Linked DNA regions of Homo sapiens: region 2 is linked to region 1. The links are chromatin loops, found by intact Hi-C in ENCODE. Cell type or tissue: Caco-2. All regions are shown on one strand. Region 1 overlaps TTC27 (tetratricopeptide repeat domain 27). Region 2 overlaps LTBP1 (latent transforming growth factor beta binding protein 1).

Region 1 (2,500 bases):
AGTGTTACGATAGTATTTCTTTGATTAAATGAATCACCCATGAGTACAATTTCCTCTTGGGTAGTCTACAAATTTACCAGCACTATACCCCTTTGCCTCATCAAAAGTGAAAAAAAATTTAAATAGGTGAATGTTTTTACCCACTGTTACATGTAAATTGTTATAAGTAATTAACCTATCAGCAACAAGTCAAAACTATAAATTACTACATATGTAATAAGTGGCTCAAGAGTAGAAAATTGAAGTTTAAGATTTTAGAGGTGGAATGACTCTTGGGGAAACAGGACCCAAGATATAGCCACAGGGATGGGTTGTCACTGAAATAAAGACTAAGGCCTCTGTTATGTCCAAAGTACTGGAGATATTATCTACCTAAACACCAAGTATCAAGATCAGCTAGATCTAGAATGGAGAGGAGGATACATAGTTGCTGAAGTAGGTCATGAACATGGGGAAGGGACTAGGAGCCTGGTAAATAGCAGTAATGAGCACAGGCTTTCTGTCCACTACATTACAGAACTGTTCCATCAAAGGGGCCAATATACAGGTAAGAGGTTTGAAAAGTGTGAAGCAATATAAACATATAAACTATTACAATTATCATTGATCCTCAACTACCTTACTCTGTTGGAAGTGGACAGTAACACCACATTGCTGGCTCACTCACTGTACTGCCCTGCCTGTTAGCTTACTTCCATGTTTCCTCATGGTTCAAAACAGAACTCAAACAGAATTCACCACCATGGTGTCAGCTCTTGATACCTCCCTACTACTTCTGCTGTGAGCACTCGCTTTGTGCCAAACCCTGTGCTAAGCACGTGACCTACCCGATTTCATTAAATTCTCACAATAACCCTAGGAAGCAGGTACTTTATTACCCCTACTTTACAAATAAAAAACCTGAGGCTTAAAGAGGTAAAACAAACTTTCTCATGGTTACACAGCAAGTGAGTCATGAAGCTGGATTCTGATCACCAGTGACCTGTGACTCCTGAGCTTAGATAAGGATGAGGAGATGAAAACAATGAGGCAGATAACACCTCTTACATATATAGCCCTTCCTATGTGCCACATGCTCTGTGAGCACATGTAACCCACCCAGCAACCCTATGAGGATGATGCTATTTTTATGTGCATTGTGCAGATGAACAAACTGGAGCACAGAGGAGCTGAAGAACCTCTCCCAGGTCATACCGAGGGAAAGCAGGCTTCAGGCTTGAATCTGAATTCAGTCTGAGTCCTGGATCCTGTTATCAAGCATTTGCTACATCAATTTACAAAGCACAGCTCCCCTCTCCTCTTTCTTCCTTTCTATTAAGTTCTTTTACATTGGAAAGGTTTCTCTTTTATGAAATATGTATGCTAGTAACTTTTATCATTTCTTTGCTAAATCTCGAATCAACCAGAACCAGAATGGGTTTTGTTTTTGTAATTTTTTTTTAAAATTAGAATTTCCCCCATGTCAGAGCTAATACAAAATTTAAAAAAGAAAATTCTTATTGGGTTCATCGGCCAATCACAAACACTACTAACATTAGAATAAATTTCTTTCTAATCTTTTTATTATATGTAAGTTTTATATTATAATACTATATAAACTGTTTTATCTCCTTTTTCACTGTAACATTATGCTTATTGGGTCCATCGGCCAATCACAAACATTACTAACAGAGTAAATTTCTTTCTAATCTTTTTATTATGTGTAAGTTTTATAATATAATATTATGTAAACTGTTTTATCTTCCTTTTTCACTGTAACATTAGGCTATAGAATTTTTTTCATGTTTTCCACATACCCTTTAAGTATAGTATTTTGATAGATTCAAGATATTCCACTGGACTGATAGACCATAATCTATTTAGCAATTCCCCTGCGCTTAGATCACTAGGCTGTTTCCATGTGCTGCCACCATTATCAGTAGTAGTATAAATAAAACACTTTAGTGCATATCTTTGTGCCTAAAGACTTTTTTATTACTGAACCTTTCCTTAGGTTAGAATTCCAGGAATGGAATTATGGAGTTAAGAGAATAAATATTTTAAGACTCGAGATAAATGAGGTATTCTCTAAAAGAGCTAAATCAAATTAGGTGCCAATGAATAGTACTGTGTATGAAAATGTCATTTAATTGCATATTACCAGCACTGAGTATATAAAATTTTTTAATCTTTGATATTTTATTCTACAAAAGGTATATACAGCTATTATTCTGAACTATGTTTCTTTCATTATTAGTTAAGTTAAACTTTTCCATTTCCTTAAACATTTCCAAATGTTTATTGACTAAATATATTTCCTTTCTAAGAAATTTGCATTTTTTTCTTTTTTTTTTTTTTAATTGAGATGGAGTCTCGCTCTGTCGCCCAGGCTGGAGTGCAGTGGCACAATCTCGGCTCACTGCAACCTCCAATGCCAGAGTTCAAGCGATTCTCATGCCTCAGCCTCCCGAGTAGCTGGGACTACAGATGCATGCCACCACACCTGGCTAATTCTTTGTAT
Region 2 (2,500 bases), 230 kb before region 1:
AGCAAAGCTTGCCACCTGCTGCCCACTGGCATAATCGTAAATGTTCAAATTGCATCCTTTTTTTTTTATTTAAACCCTTCTACTAATTGATTGGCATGGATATTTCCATATTGCGTATTTATTCATTTTCACCAGTCTCTGAGAGGAAATGTCAGCCCCTCAAATTTTTAACCAGATGCTATTTCAAACCCTATACATAATCAGCTATAACCAGTGCACCTCTAACCAGAAAGCAAACCCAACTTCCAAATGGTTATATATGTTGTGTACTGTATATAATAAATCCACCAAAATGCAGTTGTGCTCATTATAGTATCCAGACCAGGGAAGAATTCCTTTGAAAATGTGCCAGCTCTGTCCTATGCTTCCAGGCCTGTCATCATTCTAGATGATATGGAATACAAAACCCATTTTCTGATCCTTATAGATTTTAAAATCCAAACATTAATAGCTTAACTCCCTTCAGCTAGTTTATAAATAGTTGATATACATTCACACTACAAAATTTCAAGTAGAAGCCCAGCTAAAACACCTCAAAGATCAGCTTTAAACATTTAAACTTAAATACCTTAATTATATTAATACCGACAAGTGTTTTCATGGGTTCTGAAAATGTTTTCAGTATTCTTTTTCATTTGCACTTATTCTAAAGAAGTCTGAGAAATAAATGCATTTTAGCCTTTTTTTTTTTTTTAGAACAACAATCCTTCAAGTCTCGTCTCTTTCTTCTAACTCTGTAGATTTGCGTATCCATGCCATCATTCCCTCAAAAACAATCCAGAACGCTGCTAAGGAGAAAGTGAAACTTTGAATTAAAGAAGAAAATGCCATCTGAGAGAAAGATGCCCTAACAGCCAGTCACAAACCCAATTAGGACGGTGAATGATGCAAACACGACTCCATCTGCTCTCCTGTCCCCCAGGGAGCCGGGGAGGGGGTTAGGGCTGTGGCCTCTTGAGAGGCTTATATGGCAAACAGTCTCATCACATCACATCGATAACTCCTGAGGCGCTTTGAAATACAACTTTAAAGGCTTCTGCCTGCTGAAACTGTCCATACGCAAAATAGCACCAAAGCTAGTTGAAGTTTTTTCAAGTTTTGTCTGGGAACTACTATAAAGCAGACAATAAAAAATAATTCATTTTCAAGACAGATGGCACCATAATGTTGCACTATTTTCTAGTGTGCATTTTTTCCTAAACACTAGAGGCAGCGTCTCCATACAAAAGAAAGTCCATCCAGCTGCAGCCAGTTAGCTTTCAGATTGCTGTTTCTGTAGAACATCACACACATTAAAAAAAAAAAAAAGTCCCTTTTTTCCCCCACCATAGTCAGCTCAACCCTTTCTTCTAAAACTCTACAGGAGCTATTATTTCATGCATTATTATTGTCAGTGTTTCTGATCTCTTTCCCGCTTGCATCTGATTGTTCACACCTGAGAACACCTAGAAGTGGTTTGTACTTGTAAGGTTAAAGTTTAGTTAGATCTTCCTACATGCTGTCTGCAATTCAGAAGGGTGCCTGGTGCACACAGGTAATGATACAGTAAGTTAATCCTTTAATTAATTAAATCCAGGCCCATTAACACCAGAACTGGGCTTTGACTGAACAGATAAAATATCTGACTTAATATCAACAGAGGGGACAGTATTACATGTTTTGTCCTATGAAAATATAGCTCTCTACTAAAAATGAAAAAAAAAACCACTTACACTAGAAATGATGGAAGAAACATTCCAGTTATCAATTATTCATTGAAACTAAAGACTATTTAGTTTGGCTGCTAGCACACTGCCTGGCACACAGTAAATATTCAACAAATACATGTGAAATTGAAAGTCCCAATCATTTCTTTTGGTTTCTTGTCAAAGACTTCCTAATGGAGCTTGATCAAATCCTTGTTTTTCATGAACATCCTAAATTATTTGAACATAAAGCTGAGCTTGATCAAATCCTTGTTTTTTATGAACATCCTAAATTAATCTGAACATAAAGCTGATATGGATATGTAAGTTTTTTAAAAGAAGTATAGCATTTCCTCACTAGGTATGAAAAGCATTTCTGATTCTGTGAAAGGCAATTACCATTATTTTTATCAAGCAGCATGTTACTACACTACTTCACAAAGCAAATCACAAAAACTTTCCTAGCAACTTTAGACCTTAATAGCTAAATTAAATGAATATAAGTCTGAAACAAAAACTGCTTTATTAATAGTATCAAATACATATGCAATTTTTGTGTCATACTGTTACTTATTTTATATTATTTTAAATAATAACTAATGAGAATGCAGTCCAGCTAGGAAGACATTTAGAGCCTAACAACCTGTTGGTTATTATACATCTGTGTGTGATTACCCAAGGTTCCTTTCCAGTTCACCAATACAGGATAATCAAGATGTAGGACTTCTGTCACCTAAAGGAGGAGGAATATAGGTGAGTGGATCACTCCTAGTGTAGCAAGAAAAACACAGAGAAGATACACGGAAGTTGATATC

Evidence for each region. A loop is a pair of places that touch in the nucleus more often than their neighbours do. Peaks named below come from ENCODE experiments on the same cell type or tissue, not always from the same donor. Only the 100,000 strongest peaks of a DNase experiment are listed, where the experiment ranks them.
Region 2: a loop joins it to region 1, with 7 times the contacts of the local background. A loop is called at or near these places in 2 of 110 quality-filtered maps.

The regions. Positions count from the first base shown.
Region 1 is chr2:32,803,848-32,806,347 of GRCh38, reverse strand. All of the region lies in intron 16 of TTC27 (tetratricopeptide repeat domain 27), which reads right to left. Among named protein-coding and RNA genes, the nearest start is that of LINC00486, 20 kb to the left of the region's middle. In Caco-2, no CTCF peak of the experiment used is centred here; a DNase peak (open chromatin) is centred at 1,017.
Region 2 is chr2:33,032,423-33,034,922 of GRCh38, reverse strand. The region is part of intron 3 of LTBP1 (latent transforming growth factor beta binding protein 1); the gene reads right to left. Among named protein-coding and RNA genes, the nearest start is that of LTBP1, 87 kb to the right of the region's middle. In Caco-2, a CTCF peak has its summit at 1,183; no DNase peak of the experiment used is centred here.